2 separate regions of the Homo sapiens genome follow, and region 1 is linked to region 2. Evidence: chromatin loops called from intact Hi-C (ENCODE). Cell type or tissue: MCF 10A. All regions are shown on one strand.

Region 1 (8,000 bases), 110 kb before region 2:
CTAGCACTTTGGGAGGCCAAGGTGGGCGGATCACTTGGGGGATCACTTGAGGTCAGGAGTTCGAAACCAGCCTGGCCAACGTGGAGAAACCCCGCCTCTACCAAAAATAATTTTTAAATTAGCCAGGCGTGGTGGTGAGCATCTGTAATCCCAGCTACTTGGGAGTCTGAGGCAGGAGAATCGCTTGAACCCAGGAGGCGGAATCGTGCCATTACACTCCAGCCTGGGCGACAAGAGTGAGACTCCATCTCAAAAAAAATAAAAAAATTAAAATTAAAAAATAAAACGAAGAGTGGGGGAACAGTTTGAAACCAAGGGTTTGAGACCAGCCTGGGCAACATAGAGAAACCCTGTCTCTAAATATAAATATATATATATATATATATATATATTTAGCTAGGAGTGGTGATGTGTGCCTATAGTCCCAGCTACTTGGGAGGCTGAGGTATGAGGATCTCTTGAGCTCAGGAATTCAAGGCTGCAGTGAGCTATGATTGTCACTTCATTCCACCCTGGGTGACAGAGCAAGACCCTGTCTCCAAATACACACACAGACACACACACACACATATACCTTCTAAATAATTTGTCAGCAGTTTTTTCAGTAAAGAAATATTGGAGAATAGAGTAGGAGCTAAGAAATGTGAGGTGTGACTTGGAGTAAGCCAATTAATGAAGCAATTTTCCTCAGCTTTAAGGATAAAATTGTCTCTGAAGATTGGTTTCAGCTGTGATATAATAAAATTTTTTAATAGTTTGCAACTTCAATGGCAGCTTTTATTTATTTAACGATTAGATATTGCGCCTCTATTATATAGAGAGCAATGAGCTCAGTGCTGAAAGTGACTAAAAATTATTTCTCTTCTTTGGGAGCAGAAGATATACGTGCAAAAGAAGAAGAAAAATCTACGAAATGAAAAGACGTGTGCCCTGAGAGTGGTAGAATTTAAATTAATTAACTGCTTTGGCATTTTAGTGGCGGGAACATGACATTCTTGCTGGAACAATTAGAAAAAACTTCCGGGAGAAATGGTATTCGATCTGGACCTTTACGGACTAACACGTATTTCAACTGAAGAGATAAGCTACTATTTAGGAGTGAGAAAACTCACTGAATATTTCAGAAATAAAATGTGTAATCTGATTGACGGTGAGTCAAAATATTACAAACAAACAAACAAAAATCGCAACACTCTTGTTATCTCTGAAATATTTAAAGACACAATTCAGCTTGACAATATTCGCCTTTAACATTACACAGCAAGACATGGGGCCATATCTGTGGGGAAGGTTCCGGGCACTGTAACTGCACAGGTTTCCTGGTGTGTGGAACCCAGCCACTCTCAACCAGTTGCCCAGCTTGGACACTGGGAGGTGCTCTCTAGAGCTTCCATCTGCGTAGCTTCCCTGAGGATTTAGGGGGAGGTGCTTTGTTTGTTTCTGGAGAATAAAGGCTATATTGTTCATCCCCTTGCTTTAATAAATGTTAAATGAAGAAAATTTCCTTGTTTCAGGCTTTCTGCTGGGTGCTTTATGTACTTGTCTCTTAAAGAGATTTAAAAAAATGGGGGAGAAGTCAAAAAGAAATTGTGTAAGTTGGGGAGCCTGGGCAGGAAACTTTGAAAAGCAGTTCAAACAAATAAGACAAATAAGAATTTAAACACTTGGTTGACATTTAGGAGTTATAGTCTAAGGCCAGGCGCGGTGGCTCACGCCTGTAATCCCAACACTTTGGGAGGCTAAGGTGGGTGGATCACCTGAGGTCAGGAGTTCAAGACCAGCCTGGCCAACATGGTGAAACCCCATCTCTACTAAAAATAGAAAAATTAGCCGGGCATGGTGGCAGGCATCTGTAATCCCAGCTACTTGGGAGACTGAGGCAGGAGAATCACTTGAGCCCAGGGGGCAGAGGTTGCAGTGAGCCGAGATCATGCCATTGCACTCCAGCCTGGGCGACAAGAGTGAGACACCGTCTCAAAAAAAAGGAGTTATAGTTTAACTTCTTCCCTCATTCTAATGCAGATTCTGGGGTTTGAGATTATTAGAGATAAATAATTTGAATTACTACCATGTGTATAGGATTTAATATTGGTAAAGAATAATAGCAGATTAATTTAGAAAAACTCTTGAGATCAAAGGTCACTTGTTCTGTGCTTGCTTCTATCACTTAATTCTGCAGGAATTATTAAAAACCTTTTAAGTTCTAGGTGGTGTAATACACCCAGTATATTAGGAAATAAATAATCATCCCACATTAAACTAGTATTTTATAGGGAAACAGATGCTTAAGTATATACACGTTGTTTCCTCATCTGTTTTTTTTGTTTGTTTGTTTGTTTGTTTGTTTCTGTAGAGACAGAGTCTTGCTATGCTGCCCAGGCTGGCCTTGAACTCCTGGGCTCAAGTGATCCTCCTGCCTCAGCTTCCCAAGTAGCTGGGACTATAAGTGCACACCACTTCCTTAATGAGAAAGTCCACTTTTTGCTTTTCTTAGGGAAATCTTTTTTTTTTTTTTTTTTTTGAGGCACTCTCTCTCTGTCGCCCAGGCTGGAGTGCAGTGGCGCAATCTCGGCTCACTGCAACTTCCTCTTCCCAGATTCAAGCAATTCCCTGCCTCAGCCTCCCGAGTAGCTGGGATGACAGGTGCCCACCACCATGCCCGGCTAATTTTTGTATTTTTAGTAGAGACGGGGTTTCACCATCTTGGCCAGGCTGGTCTTGAACTCCTGACCTTGTGATTCACCCGTCTTGGCCTCCCAAAGCGCTGGGATTACAAGTGTGAGCCACCGCGCCCGGCCCAGAAATCTTAACATTTATCCATAAGACTCTACCTCTCACCCCCCTGCAAAAAATAGGATCTTTAACGGAAAGAAACGAGACTAGTTGTTCTAATGGCACCCAATTCTTGCCAGACACCATTCTGAACACTTTCAACATGTGACCCTGTGAGGTGGACATGAGTTCCTGCCCCATTTACAGATGAGAAAACAAACTCTAGTTATGTGAGTTCTCTTAGATTCACAGAGGTGGCCTTTTTTTTTTTTTTTTTTTTTTTTTTTGAGATGGGGTCTCCCTTTGTTGCCCAGGCTGGAGTGCAGTGGCTCGACCTCTGCTAACTGTAACCTCTGCCTCCCAGGTTCCAGCGATTCTCCTGCCTCAGCCTCCTGAGTAGCTGGGATTACAGGTGCCCACCACCACGCCTGGCTGATTTTTTTTGTTTTTAATAGAGACGGAGTTTCTCCATGTTGGTCAGGCTGGTCTCAAACTCCTGACCTTGTGATCCACCCACCTTAGCCTCCCAAAGTGCTGGGATTACAGGCGTGAGCCACTGCGCCCGGCCCAGAGGTGGCCTTATTTCAGAGTCCAGGCTATCAACCACAGAGCCATGCTGCCATTTCCACAGAACTGAATGAGCCACAAATGCAGAACTCAAGGAGTTTGGCTGGCAACCAGACTCCTTGAGTTTTGTGACCAAAAGGAGGCTTGCTGGGCAAGGATCCTGTCAAGTCCGTCCCTGGCAGTGGATGGGCTGAGGTTCCCCTGGCCCCTGAACTATCCAATAATAATTGGTGCCAGATGCTGCCTGGGGACACTCCTCCCATGCTCATTGATTACTTGTAGCCGCAGTTGGTAAGGCCAGAGAAGAGAGCGCTTACTTCTAGGTAAGTTTATGACAGGGCTTTCAAAAGGAGCCAGCAAGGCCAGGCACCGTGGCTCACGCCTGTAATCTGGGCATTTTGGGAGGTCGAGGCAGGCAGACCACCTGAGGTCAGGTGTTCGAGACCAGCCTGATCAACATGGATAAACCCAGTCTTCACTAAAAAATACAAAAGGTAGCTGGGTGTGGTGGCACATGCCTGTAATCCCAGCTACTCGGGAGGCTGAGGCAGGAGAATCACTTGAACCTGGGAGGCAGAAGTTGCAGTGAGCTGAGATCACGCCACTGCACTCCAGCCTGGGCAGCGGAGCGAGACTCCGTCTAAAAAAAACAAAAAAAGAATCAGAATTGTTGTCACTTTTCAGGTGATTCTAACATGCAATGAAGTTAAGAAGTTAAGAATCACGACTTTCACAAATAAAACCACCTCACAAAGACTGGGTTCCCAGGCAGCTGGAGGCTGGCACCCGGGGCATGCTTTTATTCTGCCTCTTAGCAAAACTGTGCCTCCCTCCCCTCATTCCAAATGAGAGTTCCCAGATGAGTGTGGGTAGACAGTAACATTCTGAGGGAGGTGTAGGGTGGAGGGAGGAAAGTCCCAGACAACTTCTATACAGGCTAAGAATGGCAAGTGTGACTCAGTCAGAGTGTGACTCAGAAGATGAAGGCATGTGATCGTGAGCTGACATTAAAGACAAATTCCTGTTGCTGCAAAAAAATCAGGTCAAGATGAGAGGTTTTTATTGATTTTTCTCTCCTTAATCCTTCTCTTCCTCCCTGCAAAGTATGAAGGCTAGCTTGGATCTACCAGATTTCAAGAAAGAGCTGACTTGTTCTATCCATTCGCATCATTTGATCAAACCACTTGTAATTGCAGGTGCACGCAGGCCTTGCTGTGAGTGCCTCTAGGGAGATGGAAAGGAACATCTGGTTATGGCTCCAAGGTTTGCTGTGCAGTAGGGGATGATGGCTGAGATGGCAAAGCATCTGAGATGTCATGTAATGGATTTCAAGAATAGCATATGTGAGATGCACCCAAAAAGCCTGAAGGCTTGTGTTGACAGAGTTGATGCTCCTGTGTGAGACTCGTGTTCTGTCTCAGCAACACAAGTCTCTCTCAAAATTCATCACTGGGAAGGCAAAAGTCATCTTCAAGGTAAGATTGTCTACTCTGAAAATTTCAGGCTGGGAGCAGTGGCTTACGCCCATAGTCCCAGCACTTTGGGAGGCCGAGGTGGGCAGATCACCTGAAGTTGGGAGTTCGAGACCAGCCTGACCAACATGGAGAAACCCCGTCTCTACTAAAAATACAAAATTAGCCTGGCGTGGTGGCACATGCCTGTAATCCCAGCTACTCGGGAGGCTGAGGCAGGAGAATCGCTTGAATCCGGTAGGCAGAGGTTGTAGTGAGCTGAGATTGTGCCACTGCACTCCAGCCTGGGCAACAAGAATGAAACTCTGTCTCAAAAAAAAAGAAAAAAGAAAAAAAGAAAATTTCAGGGGTTCATTCTTGATCATTCTTTCCGTCTTTGAAGACGTGGGGTCTTCAAAACAATTCCTACTAGCTCATTCATTTTCTATCCCTGACCTGTCAACAACGGAGACTCAGGAGCCCCAAAAGCCCCGTTTTGACTGACAGTAATGCTAATTTCCACATTCTAATTCACGCCTAAATTTATGCTTACTTTTGACTTTATAGCTCTAGCATAGCAACCTCCAAGAGAGGATAATCGTTATCCTTTTCAGAATGAGGCCCAAGAAATCCGGAATTCTCTACACAAGGCAATGGTCTCACAAGCGGACAACTGCCTCGGCAGAGAAAAATGAACAGGTGAGTATGCTTGGGGCTCTTCCGAATAAGGATGGCCGCTTGATTAACGAGGAGTCTTCAGTGAGTCCAGGGTCACAGGCTGCAGCTTCTCCTCACCACAGTGTAAACACCAATTTGGCCAAATGTGAGCACCCAAACTATATAAAGGCCAGAAAATATAGCGAGTTCTTGCCTCAAGGAAACTATCCTCATGGAAGAGTCAGAAAAGTCACTGGACAGTCATGATCTAGAAACTATGGTAAAATGGCTGTAGTGAGTACACAAAGCACCAAAGCCAGAAACAGTTTCAAAGAAATAGTTAAGGATTCTACTCAAGCGTCACTTCTTCCATCCTAATAGGGTTTGAAGGAACAAGAAGGCTCAGAGGGCACCATTATTACGTAGAAAGGACTGGAAGGAGGAGTAAGTCAAGCTCCTCATCAGCAAAAGTTATTTGGGAGAAAATAGGCAGGGCCTTGCACATCTAAAAAATGTGTACTTAATTCCAAAGTAAATATATATCCACCAAAGTGGTAAACAAGAGATTGGCAGAGAAAGATTATTTTTTATTTATTTATTTATTTATTTTGACTGGCTTCAGGTTGGGATCAAAATAGTTTACACTGTCACAAAACTTGATATTTGGTTGCAGTTCTCAGCTAGAAGCTGGGCTGGGGTAGTGGCAGTGGGATAGAGATAAGTGGACTTTAATGTTGTATAAAGTCTTAGACATGCAGGGCACGGTGGCTGACACCTGTAATCCCAGCACTTTGGGAGGCTGAGGCAGGCGAATCACAAGGTCAGGAGATCAAGACCATCCTGGGCAATATGTTGAAACCCTGTCTCTACTAAAAATACAAAAATGAGCCAGGCGTGGTGGCACACACCTGTAGTCCCAGCTACTCAGGAGGCTGAGGCAGGAGAATCGCTTGAACCCAGGAAGCAGAGGTTGCAGTGAGCCGAGATCATGCCATTGCACTCCAGCGTGGGCGACAGAGTGAGACTCTATCTCAAAAAAAAAAAAAGTCTTAGATAGCTAAAACTTAGTAATTAACTATAGAAATATGACGCAGATAGTCTTTCCTAGACAATACTGGCATTCCTGAAAAACTGAGTGGATGTGGTTGCCTTTGACACGGGGAGAGAATGGTGTATATATATGTACATGTTTCATCTTGGACACCTTGACTTTGAGGTGTCCTGCACAATATCTGGATAGAGAGCTCCAGTGATCAATATGTACATCCTTATGAGCCTGAAGACGAACAGAGGGACCTAAACTAGAGATGAAGTTCTGGCATACAGAAGGTAGCTGAAGACTAGATCACAGGTAACTGTCCAGAAAGAATATGTAGAATGGGGAGTCTCCACTGTCATGATTATAGAAGGCAGGTGAAACTCAAAGTTCAAATAGATCTTAAACATCCTTGGGAATTGTCCTACGAGGATTAGAAATCAACTGTAGGGCTAAAAATAACATGTTTCTATAATGCAAAGTAAAGGACTTGTTTTAGTATGACAAGAAAATCATGTTGATTCAAACATGTCCTTTCCCTGGCACACTGAAGTTTGGTTGTAAGTAAGAGCAGTCGAAGGCAGAGAACACTAACGCAGCCAAGGCAGCAAGCCCTCAGTGGGGTGATCTCTCTGCTATGATGAGATCACGACAGCCATCCACACCACACTCTTCTTGGCTCAGTTTGACCAGATACTCTGTCATAGAGATGCTGATTTTGCTGTTCCTATGTGCCTCTTGTCCTGGCCACCCTAACTCGGCAGCCTCAACCCTTTCCCAAATTTCTTATCAAATAACTTTCACTTCCAAAAAAAGCAGATTCAATAGTTACCCTGTATTTTTGTTTTTGTCGTTGTTAGAAGTTTATGTGTCCTCGACTCTATATGTGGCCTTTTTTTAAGGGCTGTTAACATTTTGTAAGCATCTGGTTTGAGTTGTATAGGGATTGAGTGTTCCACTCTAACTCTTACGGAAGCACTATTATTTTAATACATTATCTGGCAGAGTGGGGTGTCTTTTTGTTTGTTTGTTAGGAAAATACATTGCACGTAGCAGAAATGCCTATATATGGAAAAATGCATTATTTCATCCAGATCAAACTCTAGATTTAAATGAAAAAGGCATTTGAGTATATTAAGAGCCAAGAAAATGCAAAATCTATCAAGTGATGTGTGTATGTTACTGAGAGGGGTGTTTTGAGCTTCATGAATAGAAAGCTTGAAAGGTTATGAGGTCACTGATGTACGGTAAGAATTCAGTGGGCCTACCGGGGCCTCTGACCAAATCCCAGTCAGCATCCTCACAAACGTATCTGGTCATTATGTCACTTCAAGCAGGCTGCAAAAGAAATACCAAAAAATCACATAGGAAGGGAAGCATCAGCATCATGTGGTGGGAGGTCAGTTCCGTGGTGGGTGCTGAGGAGAAGCACCCTGGGTATCTGCTGCCTTAGAGTTCACGCCCAGCTGAAATGTCCAACCCAATGACAGTGATTCCCTAGAAGGCTAGTGCCTTTT
Region 2 (8,000 bases):
ATCTGCTTCTGTATTCAATCCGTTTTGATATGTTGACTGAGTGAAGTATATGAAGAAAAGCCAGCCTCATACAGTATTTTAATAGCTGTTTCAGATACCTGTGGATACTCTTTGAATCTACACCAAACCTTTACAGGTGTAGGTCTTTTTTTTTTTGAGATGGAGTCTCGCTCTGTTGCCAGGCTAGAGTGCAGTGGCATGAACTCGGCTCACCACAACCTCCACCTCCTGGGTTCAAGCGATTCTCCTGCCTCAGCCTCCTGAGTAACTGGGACTACAGGCGCTCGCCACCACGCCTGACTAATTTTTTATATTTTTAGTAGAGATGGGTTTTCACCGTGTTAGCCAGGATGGTCTCGATCTATTCACCTCATGATCCAACCACCTCGGCCTCCTAAAGTGCTGGGATTACAGGTGTGAGCCACCACACCTGGCCTATCTCTTGCACTTTTAATGGATCTCTCCTCATGTATAATTTTGTAATATGATACATTGAAAATATTGGTTCACTGAGTTATTCAGATCTTCCAAATGTTGACATATTTCAGTAGATAATGTTGAAAAATTATATTCATAAAACAACATGATAATCTTATCAGAAAATTTTAAAGTACGGGCAAGCTGCGAAGTTCACAGTGATAGATTCAAGTTTTTAAAATTTTTAAAATTTCTAGTTTTCTTGTGAAAACTCAAATTCTATCCCTGACCAAAAACAGTTTTTTCTTTGAGATCACAGGCCCATTTCACTTGTTTCTAAGAGTATGTCTGTATATTTTTGAGAGACACCCCAATCTGAATAACCATACCCAGCATCTTCGTCATTCTTTCGAGTAAAATTTATGTTCCATGAAAAAAATCAGCTAAGTCAGCTCTCAAGTCCACCAATTTCATAGATTCTATTCTTTGATACATTTGTTGTACTTGGGTACTTGGGCATGCAACAGATACGCTTTATGCGTATGTCCGTTTCACCAGAGAAAATATTAAAAAATACTTCATAATAATGTGAACTCAAGGGCTGAGATGTAGTAAAACTGACTCTTTTTAGTGCTTCATTAAAACATTTCAAGTTTTAAAATTTCTATTTATTTATTTTTAAACCGACATCATCAAGACATTCAAAAAATAAAACTGGCTCTTGTTTGCTTTGATACATGGCAGTGACTACTAGTATGTAATGACTACTAAGACAGTTTGGTGCCACTGGCTTGATTCGTTCTAAGGCACCAACTGGTTTATCCATCATTGCTTTTGCACCATGAATGTCAATGTCCACACTGTGAAAACGGCAAAGAATGCATTAGAAAGCTCCTATTCATCACTTAAGAAAATGCTTTAGAGGAATTTCCTCTCTTGCTTTGGAAAACTGTTCAAAAATATCCTTTAAAGCTGATCATATATACATCCAAAGAACGGGCAATTCTAGTTATATACAGAAGAGGCTGGGCATGGTGACTCACACCTGTGATCCCAGCACGTTTTGAGGCTGAGGCAGGATGATCATTTGAGCTCAGGAATTCAGGATGTGCCTGGGCAACATGGCGAGAGAGACCCCATCTCTAAAAAATTTTTTCAAATTAGCTGGGTGTGGTGGTGTGTGCTTGTAGTACCAGCTACTTGGGCGGCTAAAGTGGGAGGATCACTTAAGCCCAGGAGATCCAGGCTTCCGTGAGCCATAATCATGCCACTGCATCCAAGTCTGAGTGACAGTGAGACCCCTCCTCTAAAACAAAATAAAACCAAAAAAACAAAATATTCATCACAGCACTGTTAGTAATAGCTGAAAACTGGAGACTTCTCAGATGCCATCAACAGCAAATATGGCGTTAGAGGTTAGTAGAAAGATTATCTTTTGCGGTAGGGAAGGTAAAGTTTGGAAGCAGGTAAGGGGAATATAAGAGCATTTATGACTTATTTTCTGTCTCTAATATTTCAATAAAGAATTTATATTAAAACGAATTTGATGAATGAATGATGAGTTCTTGTACTATTTTAAGAATATTTGTTACTTCTCGTCTATACACGTTTCAGAATTGATCTTTCCCACGTACATTCATTCCACATATGTAGTTAGTTTCTGTCTGCTTACTACGTGCTAGACAACTTACACTAGGCATCGGGAAAACAGAGGTAAGCAAAAAGGTACAACTTCTCTCTCTTTATGTAGTCAGCAATGCAGTTTATTTACTTTGAGCAAAATAATATTAGTGTCACCACTTCTGAACAAACCTGGACAATAATTCATTGATGGAATGTTCTGTGACTCAGTTGTTTTTTTTTATTCCTTTCAACTATTTCCTTGATCAGGAAGTCCCTATATCCAGATAAAACTTTACATGTAAAAAATTTGTCTTAATCTTTAGTGGTTAAAGATGTCAAACTTCCTGATTTCTTAGATATTTAGATTTGACCGTATTTAAGCTCCAAGAAAGGAAGCATTTCATTGAGACCACATTTCTTCTGAGCTTGTTTGTTAATGAGAGAGTGATCTGCAAAAGTGCATGCTCTACATTTTCTTCCTTTAAGACTTATGTGAGGCATTATCAGTTCCCCATATTTCTTTGGGAAGGACACAAAGGGACACCATTATCTCCTCCCCATCTTTAAATGTGAGAAGCGTGTGTCCAATTAAATCTAGTACTTCCTCTTCATTGTTCTGTATGAAAATACTGTTTTCCTCTCTGTTTATGTCTACCTATTTTGCAACACAGAGTTAAATTATCTTAAGGACTTGATAACATTTTGGAATGAGAGTTCTGTACAACTCTCAGTTTCCCTAGTCAAATTTGATCAGGCTCATTTCCATGGTGATTTATTTTTCCAACATGCACAACTGCCATTTCAGAATAATTCTTATCTTCAGCCGAACTGTCATGCAGTCTCCCCTTCTGGCTTCTCTTCCTGCATTCCCAGTTCCCATCTCCTTCAACCGCATCTCAATCCATTCACTCCAGCAAGCTGAATACCTCAGGATCCTCCTGCCTGTCTGCTCCTCCTCCTCCCTCCCTCACTCCGCGTACGGCCCCAGCTTGATCACTTAACCCAAACATGTCCTTCCTCCTCTCTCCTCCTTATCCCGACAACTGTGCTTTTTCCAGGCTTTCCATATTTCTTATTTCCAAACCAACAATTCTCCAGTCTTTCCCTCTTTTCTGCTTCACATCTGCTTATATCCACGGGCCACACAAAGGTGTCAGATACAGCATGCAAACCTGAACTTACTGCTCCTCTGATTAAACGCACTACTTTTTTGAAGAATGCATTCACCAGAATGGTTCCTTAGAGCTCGTGAATTTTTGGTGCTTATGCCTTTTATTTATGCTTTATAGGTTGAGGTATTTCTTGAAAATGAGCTCAGTTCTTATGAGCAATTTAAAAAATAATACAAAATATTAGAGCTCTACCTTCAATGGCTTTAGGTTCTAAATGTGAGAAACCGAAGCTCCTACGCACAGTATGAAAGCCGCCTTAGTGCAAGGCGCCTCCCAGCATCTGCACTCTTCCTTCCTTCCTTCCTTTCCTTTCTTTTCTTTTTCTTTTTTTTTTTTTTTTTTTTTGAGACAGTCTCGCTCTGTCGCCCAGGCTGGAGTGCAATGGCATGATCTCTGCTCACTGTAACCTCCACCTCCCGGGTTCAAGCGATTCTCCTGCCTCAGCCTCCTGAGTAGCTGGGATTACAGGTGCCCACCACCATGCCCAGCTAATTTTTGTATTTTTATTAGAGATGGGGTTTCACCATGTTGGTCAGGCTGGTCTCGAACTCTTGACCTCGTGATCCGCCCACCTCGGCCTCCAAAAGTGCTGGGATTACAGGCATGAGGCACCGCGCCCCACCTGTTTTTTAAGAGATAGGGCTCACTCTGTTGCCCAGGCAGGGATGGCAGTGGCACAATCAAAGCTCACCATAGCCACAAATTCCTGGGCTAAAGAGATCCTTCTACCAGCCTCCGAAGTAGCTGGGACTACAAGCGTGTGCCCCCATACCCGGCTACTTTTTTTATTTTTGTAGAACCGGGGTGTTGTTATATTGCCCAGGCTGGTCTTGAACTCCTGGCTTCAAGCCATGCTCCTGCCTCCGCCTCCCAAAGTGTTGGGATTATAGGTTTGAGCCACTGTGCTTGGCCTCAACATACTTTTCAAACGTTAATATATGTGCTCACTAAGGAAACATAAACATGGCAATTTATGTCAACCACCTAGAATGTGCTATAAAACTGTAATACCTTCAGGGGGCTGGGTCATTGTCTTGGCACAGTAAAGAATAACAATACCCTGGATAATAATTCATGTCCGTACTTTAGCTTAGGACTTTTTTCTCTGTTGTCTCATTTCACCTTTATAACATGTCTGATAGGTATTATTTACATTTTAGAGATGATTAAAGGTTCAGAGAAGTTACGTCATTTGTCCAACGTCACACAGTTTCTACGGGATGGAACTGGGTTTCCACTCAGTCTGCTTGATTTCAAAGTCTGTGTTCTTAACACAGAATGTGTAACCTCCTGGGTGTTTGAATTTTTGCGTTATTACTTCTGATGAAAGTGACTGTAAAATAGTTAAGAAGTCTATAAAAGTTTGCATAAATGGTTTTTTTAAATAACAGCTTTATTGAGATACAATTCCCATGTCATAAAATTGGCCCTTTCAAAGTATACAACTCAGCGGTTTTTACTGCATTCCCAGAGTTCTGCAATCACTGACACTACCTAATTTCAGCACATTCTTAACATGCCACAAAAAGTACCATGAGCGGCCACTCCCTACCGCCTCCACGCCCTCGCCCCGGCAACTGCTAACCTCTTTGGGGAACTCTTTGGGTTTGAGTTCCTTTGGGTCTGTCTGTTCTGAACATTTCACATAAATGCTACTTTACAATATGGGTACTTTTGTGTCTGGCTTCTCTCACTTAGCATGTCTTCAAGGCTTATCCAGGTTATCACACGTATTAGTGCTACCTTCTTATGGCTGAAATTTTCATTGTATGGACACACTACATTTTGTTTATTCATTAGTTGGCGAGCAGTTGGATTTTTTCTTCTTTCTGGCTATTATGTATTATGCTATTATGATCATTCATATATAAGTTTTTATGTGGACAGATTTTTTTCATTTCTCTTTGGTATACACCTGGGAGTGAAACTGCTGGTTTATGTAACGATGCTTAATATTCTAAGGAACTATTAAACTGTTTTACGTTCTCACCAGCAGCGAATGAAGGCTCAAATTTCTCCACATCTGGCTAATACTTCTTGTTTTGATTATAGGCAGCCTTGAGAGTGTGAAATGGTATCTGAGGGTGGTTTTGATTTGCATTTCCCTAGTGATGAATAATGTTGAGTATCTTTTCACGTGCTTATTGGTTGTTTTTCTGTCTTCTTTGGTGAAATGTCTACTCAAGCCCTATGCCCATTTTAAATGGGTGTATTTACCTTTTGATTGTTGTGTGTCACTGACTTTAAGTTTAGTGCATCTGTCACTTTTCTATGTTTACTACTGCTTGGAAATCCTTTTAGCTTTGTCTAGTCAAGCATATATTCAAACATCTATAATCACTTACTGTGCTCTGTGCCTGTGCTGGAAACTAAGTCCAGAAAGACATGTCACCTCACCTCTAGATTATGGCAACAGCTTCATCTTTTCCTTCTCCCAATCCATCTTTAACTCTGCACCCTAAATGAATTTTCTAAAGAGTGAATTTGATCATGTCACTTACTTGCTTATTAATCCCTTCTATGCTTCCTTTATTGACTACAAGGCAAAGTTCTAACCCTTTACGATGGGTTACAAAGCCTGCAAAACTGCCCCTTGCCAGGGGCAAAGTTCTCTCTCTTGTTCATTCTCTATTCCCATCTTGGGTAACTTTAGAGGGGTCTTCTAGTTAAATACTCTATCTAATACTTTAATCCCGCCAGCAGATTTACAGAAAAAGTTCATAAAGAATGTATTCATTTCTTATCTACGTTTTGGGGCTGTTGAGCCGTTTACGTTGTTAGCGTGTTAAGTGAAATGTGAAGTCACACAATGCGTGGAGATAAACTTTCATGAAGAGGTCAGTGAGACATACCGGGTAAGGTAGAATACTGAGTAAGGTAGATCCCAGCCAGAAACCTAAACCAGGTCTCAGATAGAAATGAACCATTGGAGCCTCTTAACTCTAGATCTTGAAACAGGTGCACCTCTCTTAAGCCTGTGGCCTGAGAATCCAAGCGGTATTATTTTCTTGCCGTTAATAGAGGCCTTTACATGTTCCAACCTCATCTCAGTTTTACTAAGAAATAAAGAAAGAGCTAGGTGCTCAGGCTTGGGTCAGAGTGTGAAGTGCAGCATGGCCCTTTAAGGACAGTGCTTGTGGTGACAGCAATTAATGATATTCCTCCAAGAAGGTGACCCACCCAGGTGGCAGGACCGGTTCTTGAGACAGGGTCCGGCTCTGTCATCCAGGCTGGCCTGCAGTGGTGTGATCATAGCTCAGTGCCGCCTCGAACTTCTGAGTTTGCACAGTCCTCCCGCCTTAGCCTCCTGAGTAGCTGGGACTATGCCTGGCTAATTTTTAATTTTTTTTGTAGAGACGGGGTCTTGCTGTTTTGTCCAGGTTGGTCTCAAACTCCTGGCCTCAAGCAATCCTCCCATCTTGGCCTCCCAAAGAGCTGGGATTACAGGCATGAGCCACCAGGCCCAGCCTCAGAACTGGTTCCGTGAAGAAAAACTGTTCCTCCCAAGTGGAGATTCTCCCTCCACCAATCTTTAGAGACTGAGTTTTAGTAAACTAAAGGCAGCTGCAGTTTCCTTAGATACCCCACCAAATAGAATCAGTCTTTAATGTTTAAGGAAGAGGGAACTCACTATTTCATTGTCATATGGCTGAAAATAAATCTAGTATATAAACCTAGAAATATAAAGACTTCCTTTTGAACTTGGGCACTAACTAGATATACGACAAAATCTTATCTATTTCTATATGTATATATGTACGTATGTATATAGTCATATGACAATCTCTCTATACGTATATATATGTATGCACGTATACACACACATGTAAAGCAGGGACCATAAAATTCAAAAACAAGCCTGAAGTGGGGTGTATGTAATTCATTGCTGCATAACAAACTAACCCGAAATTAAGCGGCTTAAGGCAATCTTTTTGTACTGTGCATCATTTTGTGGGTTAGAAACTTGGAAAGGGACCAACTCCTGTGGCGTCACCTGGGGTGATCCAGGCTAGATGGCTTTTCCAGTCGCCTTCTTCACTTGCAAGCCCAGCACCTCATTGCTCCTTAGCTTCTCTCTCCACATGATTTCTTATCCTACAGGGCCTCTGCCTGTGGCTGGCTTGGATTGTGCCCAGGAGGGTGGTCTTGGGGTAGTCATGCTTCTTAAACGGCAGTTGGTTTCCAAGGCAGCAGCAAACTAGCAGTAGGTTTCCAAGACAGCAAGGCCTCTTACAAACTAAGCCTGGAATTGGCATAACCATTGCAGCACCATTTACATTATACTGTACTGTACTGATCAAAGCAGTCACAGACCAGCCCAAACTCAAGGGGAAGGAAATAGACCCCTACTCTCACTGGGAGAAGTAGCAAAGAATTTGCAGGCATTTTTTTTTTTTTTTTTTTTTTTGAGACGGAGTCTCGCTCTGTCGCCCAGGCTGGAGTGCGGTGGCGCGATCTCGGCTCCCTGCAAGCTCCGCCTCCCGGGTTCCCGCCATTCTCCTGCCTCAGTCTCCCGAGTAGCTGGGACTACAGGCGCCCACCACCACGCCCGGCTAATTTTTTGTATTTTTAGTAGAGACGGGGTTTCACTGTGTTAACCAGGATGGTCTCGATCTCCTGACCTTGTGATCCCCCTGCCTCAGCCTCCCAAAGTGCTGGGATTACAGGCGTGAGCCACCGCCCCCGGCCAGAATTTGCAGGCATCTTTAATCTGCCTAAGTGTAAGACCTATTGAGTACATACACATACTCCATAAAGCTTTCCCCTCTACAAAAATATCACTACCAT

What was found. A loop is a pair of places that touch in the nucleus more often than their neighbours do. Peaks named below come from ENCODE experiments on the same cell type or tissue, not always from the same donor. Only the 100,000 strongest peaks of a DNase experiment are listed, where the experiment ranks them.
Region 1: a loop joins it to region 2, with 6 times the contacts of the local background. A loop is called at or near these places in 1 of 110 quality-filtered maps.

Annotation. Positions count from the first base shown.
Region 1 is chr4:188,123,917-188,131,916 of GRCh38, reverse strand. LOC107986337 (a long non-coding RNA gene) reads left to right here and starts at 4,355. Exons shown (of 3, transcript XR_001741958.2): 1 at 4,355-4,814; 2 at 5,358-5,489. RefSeq lists an enhancer at 3,905-5,104. In MCF 10A, no CTCF peak of the experiment used is centred here; a DNase peak (open chromatin) is centred at 4,256.
Region 2 is chr4:188,011,937-188,019,936 of GRCh38, reverse strand. No RefSeq gene overlaps it. Among named protein-coding and RNA genes, the nearest start is that of ZFP42, 20 kb to the right of the region's middle. In MCF 10A, no CTCF peak of the experiment used is centred here; DNase peaks (open chromatin) are centred at 4,716 and 7,186.